Regions from separate parts of the Homo sapiens genome. Here region 2 is linked to region 1. Evidence: chromatin contacts called from ENCODE Hi-C or POLR2A ChIA-PET data. All regions are on one chromosome and are shown on one strand. Each heading gives the region's core, a stretch centred on a gene start or an enhancer-like site at or near the end of the contact. The rest is flanking DNA. Distances are from core to core; before and after follow the strand shown. Region 1 overlaps CMTM6 (CKLF like MARVEL transmembrane domain containing 6). Region 2 has its middle 36 kb from the start of CCR4.

Region 1 (7,755 bases), core at 2,059-4,558:
TAAAATAAAACCACTTTCCCACCCCTCACACTACCAGGTGTCACGGTATGAGTAACAGTTTGGAGTATGTTTACTTGCTGCTTTTTAAGGAGTTTTTTCTTTCTTTTTTTTTTTTTTTTTTGAGACAGAGTCTCGCTGTTGCCCAGGCTGGAGTGCAGTGGTGCGATCTCGGCTCACTGAAAGCTCTGCCTCCTGGGTTTACGCCATTCTCCTGCCTCAGCCTCCCGAGTAGCTGGGACTACAGGCGCCCGCCACCACGCCCGGCTAATTTTTTTTGTATTTTTAGTAGAGACGGGGTTTCACCATGTTAGCCAGGATGGTCTTGATCTCCTGACCTCGTGATCCGCCCACCTCGGCCTCCCAGAGTGCTGGGATTACAGGCGTGAGCCACCGCGCCCGGTGTAGGAGTTTTCTTTTTTTAAAAACACTTCCTGTGGCTTGCTGATAAGAAGTTAGTTGCTCTTTTCCCTCCTACACTCGGAACTGTAGAATTCCTTTAGGCCCCACCCAATCCTCTGTTCCTCCTGTTTTCTAACCTACTAAACCAGACAGGTGTTCCCTCCTGCCTTCATCTAAACATCCATATTCCCTTGCATGATCATCACACAACCACACCCAACTCCTAAACCATTTTTTTCTTCATCCCCATCCAGTTAGGTCAGTTGCCTTATTATCATTTTTGGATTTACTATGCAAATTCTTGCCCTTATGAATATGTTCTTTTTCATCCTCCACCTAGAATTAGAATGTCCTCTGTCTATCCAGGTTCTGTTTGTGTCTCTGCCTGGTTTGAGTCCTGCTTTTCCACTCATCCTTCTCCGGCTCCTTCGAACATTTTCTTGAGATTTTCTAACCTACATATAATGAATGCTCAGTTAATGTGGTATAAAATATATTGTTATTATTGTTTCTTGTACATTGAGCTTATTACTCCATCATTTGTATCTTCCTATACGTAGAACAGTGTTGGAGTGTTGCTAGTTCAAGTACACTTTGAGCTAGCAATTGCATAATGCTGTGGGAGCTTACAAAGGTTAGTAGCCTCAGAGATGGGTAGGCAGAGAATTTTTTTTCTTTTTTTTTTGGTAGAGATGGGGTTTCACCATGTTGCCCAGGCTGGTCTCAAACTCCTGAGTCCAAGCAATCCTCCCGCCTTGGCTTCCTAAAGTGCTGGGATTACAGATGTGAGCCATCGCATCTGGCCGACAGAATTTCATATTGACTATAGCTTGTAGTGCCAATTTGTTGGCCTTTAACTTGAGATGGGAGCTAGTAAATGTCCACACTTTTTTTTTTTTTTTTTTTGAGATAGTCTCGCTTTGTCACCCAGGCTGGAGTGTAGTAGCGCCATCTTGGCTCACTGGAACCTCTGCCTCCTGGGTTCAAGCAATTCTCATGCTTCAGCCACCCAAGTAGCTGGGATTACAGGCATGCGCCACCATGCCCAGCTAATTTTTCTATTTTTAGTAGAGATGGGGTTTTGCCATGTTGGCCAGGCTGGTCTTGAACCAGGTTGGCCAGAAGGCCTCAAGTGATCTGCCCGCCTTGGCCTCCCAGAGTGCTGGGATTACAGGTGTGAGCCACTGTGCCCTGCCAGATGTCCATACTTAATATTGTACTCCTTGATTCTCTTAAGATGTCCAGGCAGAACCTGCTTCCTGCTATTGCTCTGAGGCAATAGGTCAGTAAGGTCAGTAGGAATGCCACCTGTTAATACGTTTGGAATAGGACTTGTAATGACTTGAGACTGACTGCTTCTGGACAAGCTGGATCCTGTCTTTTTTTACTGAAAGTAGACAAGCAGCCTATGTCTGTCCTACAGATAACCTTTTATTGCCATATAGCCTTCACACATGAGTGTGCCTAATAGTCTAATTGTAAAATGAGTGGTTCAGCTATTCCCAGACCCTAATTAGAGTTTTAGGCTGGTATCTTCTCTCAGTTAATTGACTTTTATACAACCGAGGTATATTTTGTAAATTTCTCAGAGAGAAACTTTTAAAACTTGGACAAGATTTAACATAGAGGCAAGAAAAAGGCAAGTGAAATGTTAGATATTTAGTATTTTATTAGACTATAGTCATGTTAGAACTCATCCTGTAAGTATGATTATAGGAGACTAAGGAAGTATCTTTACACAGTGGCCCTCTGGGATTTATCTTGGTGTTGTCACTTTATATCCTGTGGTGTAATGATTGGGAATGCCTTACCTAACACCTGTCTGAAGGAAGTTGTTTGGGACATGCTGGGCTATTTCATGCTTCACTAACTTACAGGAAATCAGAGAATGTAACCATTCATGTTACAATTAGACTATTTTTTTTCTTTTATATAAATTCTTTGCAGTTGTGGGGATGTATACATTTTGTATAGCCAGTAGAAGGGAGAGGAAATCCCTTAAAGGTTTGGATACCAGTATAGATTTGAATTACTATTTTTTAACTTTTTATTTTGAAATTATTATAGATTCACAGGAATTGCAAAAAAAAAAAGTACAGGGAGGTCCCACATTTGTATGTGCATGTGTGTGTAATTCTATGTAATTTTACCATGTGGATAGCTTTCTATAATTACCACCACAATCAAGACACAGAACTGTGCCATCAGCAGAGGCTTCCCTGTGCTACCCCTTTGTAGCCACACCTTTCCCCTTTCTCTTGGCTGCCACTAATTTGTTAGCCATCATTATTATTTTTATTATTCTAAGAATGGGCTATGAATGGAATCATGCAATATGTAACCTTTTGAGATTGGATTTTTTTTTTCCTTTGAATAATTCTCTGGAGATTCATCTAGGACATTACATATATCAAGTTTGCTCCTTTTTATTGCTAATATTCCATGGTATGGATGTACCACAGTTTGTTTTAACCATTGGACATCTGGAATGTTTCTAGTTTGGGGCTACTATGAATAAAATTGTTATAAACATTCACGTACCGGTTTTTGTACAAATGTTAAGTTTTCATTTCTCTGAGATAGTTGCCCAAGAGTTCTATTTCTGGGTCATATGGTAGATATATGCTTAGTTTTTAAAGAAACCGCTGAACTGTTGTTTGTCCCTTTTTAATGAAAATGTTTTGTAGGATAAGATATTTACTATTACTATGAAATGTATCTGTTGATTTTGGTAGCAATCTTGTTGCCATTAACCTGTCTGGTTGCTTCTACTGGCCTGACTGGAGTGAGAAGGGAATTCCCTTTAGCCTCTGACTTAGGTCATCAGTCATTTTGATGGTTTCGGCCCTCAGCAGGAAATTCCCTCAGCTTCCACAAAACCCACACAAACTGCCCAAGCAAAATACTCTTCTTCACTCTCTTCCCTTCTATTTCTAGAGAAGAGTTAGCCCCAAACCTGAGCCCTGAATCCTATCTTTAGAGAGCCATTTTTCTACCTATGTCTTTAGACCCACCCATCTTACTGGTTTCTGCCTAAGTATTTAAACATGCTCAGTTCTCCCATGTTGAAATTCCCTTCTCTTTGACCTCATCCACTACTGCCCTATCTGGCCATTCTTTCCCAGCCACACTTATTGCCTATGCTGTCTCTCCTTCACTGCCTTACCCTCCCCTTACTTCCCAATATACAGTATTGTAATCGAGCTTCTCTCCCTGACTACCCTGGAACTTTTCTTGCTAATGTCACTGGCAACCTTCTTATAGCTCAGTCTAAGGTAGGTGTTTCAGTGTTGTTCTTACTTGACCTTTAAGTAGCATTTAGCACTCTTGATTACTTGTGTGTTTGTGCATGTGTGTGTAAATACTTTTTTCTTGTTTACTACCCCTTTGATTGCTGCTGCTAGTTGTCCTTTGCTGGTTTCTTCCCCTCTGCATATCCCGTAAATCTTCAGATTCCTCAGATTTCCACATAAGGCTATCTTTCCTCATTTGAGTCATCTCACCCTCCCACTCTGCCAGCTCCCACATCTTTATCTGCATCTTAGACCTCTCCTTTGAGCTCCAGACCTTATATTCATTTGCTTTCCAACTACATCTTCACCAAACTCTTCCACAGACCTCCTCAATCACAGCATATTTAAAACTGAATTTCTTCTCTCCCTAGCACCCTTGCCTTTTAAAAAGAAAAAAACCTGACTCTTTTTTCAGTGAGGACCAGTATGTTAGTACCACATATACAGCAGTTGGAAGTAGTTAAAACCCACTTGCGTGTAATTGAGTTGCCAATTTAACCAGAGTTAACATTCTCCACTCACCATACCAAGCATCCTGACCTCACACCAGTCACCCACAGCCTGCCATGGCCAGTAGGCATCTCATTAGCACTCTAGAACTCTTGCTTCTGTCATCAGTTGAGTTGTGTTGTTCCCATACTGGTTTATGCTAACTATACTTTTATGGCCATACAGTTAAATATTACAAAGCTGAAACTGAGTGTTAAAATGAATTGTTTCTTTAAAACTAAATTGAATGCTTTGGAAAGACTGAAAGATAACTTACTACAAGATTTATCTGCCATGGAATTAAGGAAGAGCAAGGCAACTGTAAAAGGCTGGTAAAATAGTCTGACTCTAGAAAGATTCTGAACTCTGTTTCTCAAGTGTTTAAGATCTCACTTCACTTCAGATAACATCAGTCTGGAAGTAGTAGTCCATAGATGATGAAAGTGATTAATGCAGAAAACATGTGGAATTCGTCAGTAGACCCATAAAGAAAATACTCACTTCAGCAGATTGTTAATAAATGTGCGTTTTTAAGTTAAAATGTTTAAGGTACACATGTGTTATCTTGTGTTCCATATTATTTGTATGCATCTTGTCTGATATGAGCTTTTGCATCTTGTCTGATAAGAGCTTCTGCTGCATCTCTCAGTGATTGCCACTCTTCTCTATTGCTGCTCCCTAGTCGCTATTATTTGCCCTGATTTCCTACATCAGCTTCCCAGTTGGATGTCCGCCCCAAGGTTTGCCTTACCTCTGGTCCCTTCTCCATATTGTAGCCAGTGAGAACTACTGAAAGCATACACCTGATCATTGTCAACCTTTACTTTAAAATCCAGACTCTTAATTAACGAGGACATTTAGATCTGGCCTCAGCTTACCTCTCTAGCCTCATATACTAATTTTTGTGCTGCCATTCTCTTCCCTTAAACTCTATACTTAAGCCATGTTGATTTGACTCACTTTGACAGTTAAGTTGGAGGTCGGGGTGTGTGTTGTCTGTATGTTGGGTCAGAGGGCAGGTGCCATGCTCCCTCATTTCTGGCCTTTCTATATACTGCTTCTCTGCTGGGAATTTCTTTCCTTAATCTTTCATCCCCCAAACTGACTCTGTTCTTCAGGTCTCAGCTTTCTCCTTCAGGAAGCCTTTCCTGACCCCGCAGTTGAGCGTCTCTCCTGTGTGCTTTTATAACAATATTATATATTTCCCCTTTGCTGGCATTAGTACACGATAGGTTAATTAATTCTTTATTTACCTGTATTTCCTTCAAGGCGGCCAAACTGTAAGTTCTGTGTAGATAAGGTTTATTCATTAATCTTGTTTGCCATAGTCTCCTCATTGTAAATATTTGAGTAAACGTATTATTCAGAAACAGCTTTCTAAATACTGTAGATTCTCTGAAAAAACACTTAAGTAAAATGTTTTGCTTCATTTGTAGTTGCTGTCTCTGCTGGCCTTCATCTGTGAAGAAGTTGTATCACAATGTACTTTATGTGGAGGACTTTATTTTTTTGAGTTTGTAAGCTGCAGTGCCTTTCTTCTGAGTCTCCTTATACTGATTGTGTATTGCACTCCATTTTATGAGAGAGTTGATACCACAAAAGTAAAATCATCGGTAAGCATGAGAAAATATCATCCCTGTATTAATAGCTGTTTTGTAATCTGGCATAATTTTATTGTTCAAAGCAGTAATGTTTTCAAAACTCAGCAACATGAAAAGACAGTATCCCTTGTTCCAACTCGCTCTGCTTCTAAGCACCTCATTTTTTCCTACCAAGGGGATGGTAGAGAGGGAAAGTGAGATTAGAATGAGAGTGACAGACACTGCCAATAGTTTACAGTTATTGGTGGTTTAATGTAATTCACATTAGACTTAAAAAAGCCTAGGATTTTGTCACTTCTGATTTCTCACTTTTGAGTGTCACTCATTGGTTCTACAATTATTAATTGTGTGCCTTTATTATATGCCAGGCATTTATATGCTAGACATTGGAGATAGAGTAATGAACTAATGTGAAATATTTCTGGAGCTTTAAAATAAAACAACATTTAAAGCTTAAAGCTTCAGTGATTGGGGAAAATAAAACAACATGTAATTCTTCCTATATTTTGCTTTAATGGTATTATGAAAAGTTGTCTATAAGTGAATTAAGAATGCATTTGTTCCTGTGTTAGTTTGCTAGGAGCAGAATCCTGTTAGAACCAATGCCCTACCATCTTGAGGTGCTGTCATGGCTAATGCCATCACTATAGGAATTTCTATGACAATGACAACAGGACTCATTTGTTTTATGAAATATATATTAAGAGGATACAGATAATCCTTAGAATTTTTGTTAATTATATTTGTAGTCTTTGGACATTTTTCTTTTTTACAGATTAATATGCCATAAGATTTGGACTAGGGAAAAGTTCTCAAGTGTCTGAGCTGGTTGATTTATAGTTTGAATGTGTAAAAAAAAATGTATATATTCCAAATTCTGGCTGGAAAAATTTATATTAAAAAAATTACAGATTGAAATCATTTTGTCATTTCTTAACAGTGAAACAATATCACCATAAAAATATTTTTAGAAATGTTTAGTTTTTATTTTAATGCTGCATCTGTAGTGTTTAAAGCACACTGATCATTTTGACAAGAAATGGTATTATAATATTGTCCAGTGTAGTATAATGGTGTAACGTAAAAAAAGTAAAACCTTTATTATATCAAACTTGAGCATTTAAAAAGTCATTTTAGAGTAAATACTGGTTTAAAAATACTGAGAAAAAAGAAAAATTAGTCCATCCTAAAATAGCTTTTGTATTATTTTGCTGTATTCCTTTCAAGTCTTTTTATTCCATTCATAGTTTTAAAATTTAAAATATTTGTAATCATAGAACATATATTCTACTTTTTACCTAATATAAGGATTTCATGTTTGTTTGCAGGGTTTCAAAATCACTTTTTACTGTCTGCATATTAATACACTTAGGTTTTAAATATTTTTTCATGCAAGAGAGGTTTTCTGTTTTAGAGGAATGTGTTTTGAGTGTGTGGTACTGGTGGTGCCTAAAGAAGAATAACTTTTTTTTTTTTTTTGAGAAGTCTTGCTGTGTTACCCAGGCTGGAGTGCAGTGGCGCAATAGCAGCTCACTGCATCTTCCACCTCCCGGGTTCAAACGATTCTCCTGCTTCAGCCTCCCGAATAGCTGGGATTACAGGCGTGTGCCACCACACCCAGCAAATTTTTGTACTTTTAGTAGAGATGGGGTTTCGCCATATTGGCCAGGCTGGTCTCAAACTCCTGACCTCAGGTGATCCGCCCACCTCGGCCTCCCAAAGGAATAATATTTTTTAAGAGAGAATGTCTTCTATCCCATGCTATTGCAGTCGGAGTCTATTAAGAACAACAGTAGCCAACATTTTTGGGACGTTTACATTTATTAGTGGTATAGCTCAGATTTGAACTCAGGTAGACTGGCTCTAGAACCCGTTTATTGAACACTACATTATGGTCTAAAAATGATTGTCTTGTTTCAATTAACTTGAATGTATTCCAAATATTAGTAAATAGAATTTTATATTTATATGTA
Region 2 (6,815 bases), core at 3,962-6,461, 420 kb before region 1:
GGAAACACTCCTGCCTCTTAATCTTTGCTGTACCTATTCAGGAGAAACATATGTAGCTATTTGATTTATGAGTCTATTTGTTGAACCATTCCTCAATTCTGGCTGCCAATCTCAGTGACTTTGTTCCAGAAATGAAGCTCCCAAATATTGTCCTGCTCCCCAGACTATAGCCCCATTGGTGAAAATGCAGTAGTTTGACCCTGGGTACCATCATTTTAAAATAACTATTGAAGACTGTTGGTGAGCAGCAGAGTCTCCATGAAACAGTGCCTAGAGTCCAAAGAAAAGTGGTCCCTTCCATGTTACTAGATACCAATATACTCCATTACCCAAGAGTTATTATTTTTCGGGGCACGATCTCGGCACAAGCCCCTCCTCCCTGGCCCCAAAGGGCTACCACCCAACATACATTCAAACCTCCAAATCCTGTCTCTGGAATAACCAATTTTCTCCAACCCTGACTTTCTACTTTTCAGTCAGCCTGGCTAAGATTCTTCTTCCTTTCTTTTTTTTTTCTTTTCTTTCTTTTTTTTTTTTTTTGAGACGGAGTTTTTCTCTTGTTGCCCAGGCTGGAGTGCAATGGTGGGATCTCGGCTCACTGCAACCTCTGCCTCCTGGCTTCAAGTGATTCTCCAACCTTGGGCTCCCCAGTACCTGGGATTACAGGCATGTGCCACCATGCCTGGCTAATTTGTGTTTTTAGTAGATATGGGGTTTCGCCATGTTGGTCAGCCTGGTCTCGAACTCCCAGCTCAGGTGATCTGCCCGCTTTGGCTTCCCAAATTGATGGGATTACAGGAGTGAGCCACTGCATCTGCCCGCTTCTTCCTTTCTTAAGGCAAGGGTCTGTCCTTTCCTTATTATACAAGTGGAAGCACAAAATATACAAATACAGATTTGCATATTTAAAGAATATATTTTTATTTTACCATGTAAATAACTTTGAAAATTGACAGTACATTCAGTATAAGGAATTTTAATACTGCCATTTTATACATAAGAGAGGCAATAAAGGAAAGACTATCACAGGAAATTTTACTACAGGAAAATAGTTACCCCAGACTTCAAGAAGCTGACATGAGGAACCACGACCAGGAAGGGAGCTGGAAAGAAATCTTACTCCTGCAACTTTGAGAATCCTTGAGTGGGATCTGTGGAAGTAGGAGGTGGCTGTAGCCACTAGCAGACAGACTGCAGAGGTGCGATGATCTGTTGCTGCCATCTTGCTTTTGGTCTAGGGTAAAAATGATAGCAACAGGAGACAGATAAATTTTTAGGCAGACAGAGATGGGTCCCTGGTGAAACCCAACCTTCAAGCCAAAGACAGTTTAAAGCCTGAAACCAAGGTACCAGTTCCAGATAGAGTCCATGACCAGAGTGAGAACTTGTATCCTCATCTTACCCTCTCTCTTGATTGGTTCCTCCTGGACGATTCCTTTTTATTTTTTTGAGACAGTTTCACTCTTGTTGCTCAGGCTAGAGTGCAATGGTGCGATCTCGGCTCACTGCAACCTCCACCTCCCAGGTTCAATCAATTCTCCTGCCTCAGCCTCCCAGGTAGCTGGGATTAGAGGCATGTGCCACCACGCCTGGCAATTTTGTATTTTTAGTAGAGATGGGGTTTCTCCATGTTGGTCAGGCTGGTCTCGAACTCCCAACCTCAGGTGATCCACCTGCCTTGGCCTCCCAAAGTACTGGGATTACAGGCATGAGCCACTGTGCCTGGCCTGGATGATGCCTTTTAACCAATCAAATGGTGCTTTTTCCAAGCCCACTCATGGACCAATCAGCATGCACTTTCCCATTCTAAGCCCATAAAAACCCCAGACTCAGCCTCAAAGACAGCAACCTGCTTTGAGGGTCCCCTCTTGCAGTTGAGAGTTTTCCTTCTGTTACTCAATAAAATTCTTCTCTGTCTTACTTTCTGGTGTCTGTGCACTTTATTACTCTTGGTCGAGAGACAAGAACCTGGAACTCACCAAGCTGCAAGTGGCAGAAATGAAACAGCTGTAGCACCCTGCTCACTGGACTATGAGAGAAAGAGAACTGTAACATGCTTCCAGTTGCCAAGCTACAGGGGTGAAGAGCTGCGACTTTTCTGGGGGCTCAGACCTCAGGACTCCCCTAGCAAGAGCTGTAACATCCCTTTGGGCTCCGCACTTGCTAGCATCTCTGAGTTTTCATGCACCACCACATTCCCCTCATCGAGACACTGCCGCTGTGAGTTCATCCCTCACCTTGGCCTCCTGCACCTGCAATAGAACCAGTCTTCCAACGTTTCACTCATCCCAGCCCCCTTATAAACAAAACAAAACCCCATAAAACAAAACCACCAAAATGAGCTCCAGGGCCCCTTCCCTTCTCTTAGAACCCGTTTGTCTTTGCAGGACTCTGGTCCCAAATGAACTGGGTTCCTCCTCACCCACACCTCCCCCATGTAATGAGCTCATCCCACTTCTTCCAGAATCTCTCCCAATCCAGAGCCATTTTTCCTTTGCAACCCCAACCCTGGGTCTGGAGAATTGGAGTCTTAGGCCTGGATTTTCTCTGCCTTTGCTTAGCTGTGGTAATTTATCTTGAAAGGTAATGAGAAATTTATATGAAAGTAACTTTTCATGCAAAAAATTAGCCAGGCATGGTGGCGGGCACCTGTAGTCCCAACTACTCGGGAGGCTGAGGCAGGAGAATGGCGTGAACCCGGGAGGCAGAGCTTGCAGTGAGCCGAGATTGCGCCACTGCACTCCAGCCTGGGCGACAGAGCAAGACTATGTCTCAAAAAAAAAAGAAAGTAACTTTTTCTTCTTCTTTTTTTTTTTTTTTTTTTTTTGAGACAGGGTCTTGCTCTGTCACCCAGGCTGGAGTGCAGTGGTGCAATCACAGGTCATTGCAGACTCCCTCCTCCCTCCTGGGCTCAAGTGATCCTCCCCACCCAGCCTCTCGAACGCTGGGACTACAAGGGTGTGCCACCATGACCAGCCAATTAAAAAAAATTTTTTTTTGTAGAGATGGGGTCTCATTATGTTGCCCAAGCTAGTATCAAACTCCTGGGTTCAAATTATCCCAGCCTCAGCCTCCCAACGTGCTGGGATTACAGGTGTGAGTTACGGCATCTGGCCTCTCCTTCTTTTCTTATGTCACTACTTCCTTAAAGTGTTTTTCTGGGAACACTTCCTGATAAAAACACTTTTAAGGCCGGGCGCGGTGGCTCACGCCTGTAATCCCAGCACTTTGGGAGGCCAAAAGGGGTGGATCACGAGGTCAGGAGTTCGAGACCAGCCTGGCCAACATGGTGAAACTCTGTCTCTACTAAAAATACAAGAAAATTATCTGGGCATGGTGGCGGGTGCCTGTAATCTCAGCTACTCAGGAGGCTGAGGCAGGAAAATCTCTTGACCCCAGGAGGCAGAGGTTGCAGTGAGCTGAGATGGCGCCATTGAACTCCAGCCTGGGCAATAAGAGCAAAACTCTGTCTCAAAAAATAAATAAATAAATACATAAAATTTAAAAATAAAATAAATAAATAAAAGCATAATTCGTTAAATTTGTATTGCTTACTAAATTACAAATATCTTACATAGATTTGTTCATTTATTCTTCAAATATGTATCGAGCGTTTATTCCATACTGGACACTGTTTTAGGCAATGTGAATACAGCAGTGAATGAGCTCAATGAGGAAGAGGTAAAAAACGATAAGCCAGGCGAGGTGGCTCACACCTGTAACCCCAGGTTACAGGGAGGCCGAGGTGTGTGGATCACTAGAGGTCAGGAGTTCAAGACCAGCCTGGCCAACATGGTGAAACCCTGTCTCTACTAAAAATAAAAAATTAGCCAGGCGTGGCAGCAAGTGTCTGTAATCCCAGCTACTCGGGAGGCTGAGGCAGGAGAATTGCTTGAACCCGGGAGGCAGAGGTTGCAGTGAGCAGAGATTGTACCACTGCACTCCAGCCTGGGCAGAGTGAGACTCTGTCTCAAAAAAAAAAAAAAAGATAAATCAATAAACAAGATAATTCAAGCTAGTGATAACTGCTAATAAAAATGAGAAAGAGGCCGGGCACAGTGGCTCATGCCTGTTATCCCTGCACTTTGGGAGGCCAAGGTGGGCGAATCACCTGAGGTCGGGAGTTTGAGACCAGCCTGACCAAAACGGAGAAAACCCGTCTTGACTAAAAATACAAAATTAGCTGGGCATGGTGGCACATGCCTATAATCCCAGCTACTCAGGAGGCTGAGGCAGGAGAATTGCTTGAACTGGGGAGGTGGAGGCTGGGGTGAGCCGAGATCCCGTCATTGTACTCCAGCCTGGGCAACAGAGTGAAACTCTGTCTCAAAAAAAAAAAAAAAAGAGAAAGAAAAAGAAATGTTCTCTGGGCGAGGTCACCCATGCCTGTAATCCCAGCACTTTGGGAGGCCAAGGCAGGCAGATCATGAGGTCAGGAGTTCGAGACCAGCCTGGCCAATACGGTGAAACCCCGTCTCTACTAAAAATACAAAAGCTAGCCAGGCATGGTGGCACATGCCTGTAGTTCTAGCTACTTGGGAGGCTGAAGCAGAAGAATTGCTTGAACCCAGGAGGCAGAGGTTGCAGTGAGCTGAGATCGTGCCACCGCACTCCAGCCGGGGTGATAGCGCAAGATTCTGTCTCAAAAAAAAAAAAAAAAAAGAAATGTTCAATAAGTATTTGAATATGTATTTGAATATCGAATGAACTAATGAATAAGTAAAGGAGCATTGCCAAAGCCTCTAGTCTGAGAGTGAAACAGTGGAGGAAGCCCTCCCTGGAAGGAATGAAGAGGTGGCAAAGGGAAGCCAGTGGTAGGAAGAGAGGAGATCGGTTCAGTTTGACAGCATGTTGAATTTGGTAGTGGCAGAAGTTTCCTGGAGAACTGACAAATATAAAAATGACCTTTTAGGTGCAAACACACATGCCTGTCTGGCACGATCAAGAATAAAAATACTTAAAGCAGAAAAGAACCCAGATGAGTAAGGAGTGGCTCTTCAAATACCAAGGGTGGTTAATTGGCCTGTTTCTCAACTGGGCAAATTGCCCCACTCACAAGAGGCACACACCGGGGTATTGCTCTGTCTCCAGCATGCGTTCTCATTCCTCAGAAGTGGACTTCTGCCTGCGTCTTGGCCTTGCTTTTGGAACAATGTCCTGGAGGGAGATGTTTTCAGGAGACATGTTGTGTGGAAGATGTAGCAATAATGGGTGGTGCTGGAATCACGACAGAGCTTGTCTCTCAGAGAATCTGCCAGAATTGGCTGGGAACCTTGACATGCTGGCACCTGCCCAGCCCTTCTTTGCATGAGGGACGTGGAACACTGTATTCTGGGTGGGTCCCTCACCCCTTCTCTTCTCATTCCCATCACAAACCTTAAAGTTGTGGGCACATTCCTAAACCGAGTTGCCAAACCTCAAAAGGAGATTGCTGAGTCCAGATTAGAGGCCGTGTTTCAGTCTCCACCCCACTCTACCCCATTCTCACTAAGTACTCATCCCAGTGCCAGCCCCACACAGATAACCAGTGCCTCATCTGGCAAAAGGTGGTCCATGCTGCTGTTGAAATCTCCCTGTACAATAGGTTCTCCCTCTGGCTAGGACATAGTGTAAAAAGTTAAAATTTTCAGATTAGTGCCAGTTAATTCAGTCCAAAGAAAATACTGTCTTTAGCCTTTTTTTTTTTTTTTTTTTTTGAGATGGAGTCTCACTCTGTCACCCAGGCTGGAGTCCAGTGGCGCCATCTAGGCTCACTGCAACCTCTGCCTTCCAGGTTCAAGCGATTCTCCTGCCTCAGCCTCCTGAGTAGCGGTGATTACAGGCACGTGCCACCACGCCTAGCTAATTTTTGTATTTTTAGTAGAGATGGGGTTTCGTCATGTTGGCCAGGCTGGTCTTGAACTCCTGCCTCGGCCTCCCAAAGGGCTGGGATTACAGGCATGAGCCACTGCGCCTGGCCTGTCTTTAGACTTCTGTAGCAAGAATAGCACTTACTACCAGAAACAGAAACTGGATCTTGTATATGAAAGCCATTTCTTTTTCTTTTTCTTTTCTTTTTTTTTTTTTTCCGAGACGGAGTTTTGCTCTTGTTGCCCAGGCTGGAGTGCAGTGGCGTGATCTCGGCTCACTGCAACCTCTACTTCCTGGGTTCAAGCAATTCTCCTGCCTCAGCCTCCCGAGTAGCTGGGATTACAGGCATTTGCCACCACGCCTGGCTAATTTTGTATTTTTAGTAGAGATGGGGTTTCTCCATGTTGGTCAGGCTGGTCTCAAACTCCTGACCTCAGGTGTTCCACCCGCCTCGGCCTCCCACAGTGCTAGGATTACAGGCATGAGCCACCGTGCCTGGCCTCATTTTTTTTAATTTAAAAATTGTTTTGGCCAGTCACGGTGGCTCACGCCTGTAATCACAGCACTTTGGGAGGCCGAGAGGTCAGGAGTTTGAGACCAGCCTGGCCAATATGGTGAAACCCGTCTCTACTAAAAGTACAAAAAGTAGATGGGCCTGTAGCCCCAGCTACTCGGGCAGCTGACACAGGAGAATTGCTTGAACCCGGGAGGCAGAGGTTGCAGTGAGCCAAGATCGCGCCACTGCACTCCAGACTGGGCACAGAGCAAGACTCCATCTCAAAAAAAAATTGTTTTTAAATTTTTTGTAAGCAAGGTCTCACTCTGTCACCCAGCTGGAGTACAGTAGCACTATCACAGCCCACTGTATCCTGGACTTCCTGGCACAGGCAATCTTCCCATCTCAGCCCCCTGAGTAGCTAGAACTAGAGGCTTGTTCCACCACACCCAGCTAATTTTTTCATTTT

The links. Hi-C counts contacts between places; a loop is a spot of excess contacts on that map. ChIA-PET counts read pairs that join two places held with the same protein, here RNA polymerase II (POLR2A). Pooled maps may share reads with other maps.
Region 2: POLR2A ChIA-PET joins it to region 1 with 18 read pairs in activated T-cell. The contact joins two enhancer-like sites. A Hi-C loop is called at or near these places in 3 of 50 pooled maps. POLR2A ChIA-PET finds 5 or more read pairs at or near these places in 3 of 52 experiments (Caco-2, activated CD4-positive, alpha-beta T cell and activated T-cell).

What each region holds. Positions count from the first base shown.
Region 1 is chr3:32,489,749-32,497,503 of GRCh38, reverse strand. It overlaps CMTM6 (CKLF like MARVEL transmembrane domain containing 6), which reads left to right. Exons shown (of 4, transcript NM_017801.3): 2 at 5,618-5,794. Among named protein-coding and RNA genes, the nearest start is that of CMTM6, 9.2 kb to the left of the region's middle. Within about 2 kb of position 3,308, at least 2 of the 41 ENCODE cell types and tissues checked have a DNase peak (open chromatin) inside an H3K27ac peak, as active enhancers do.
Region 2 is chr3:32,912,572-32,919,386 of GRCh38, reverse strand. No RefSeq gene overlaps it. Among named protein-coding and RNA genes, the nearest start is that of CCR4, 36 kb to the left of the region's middle. Within about 2 kb of position 5,211, at least 8 of the 41 ENCODE cell types and tissues checked have a DNase peak (open chromatin) inside an H3K27ac peak, as active enhancers do.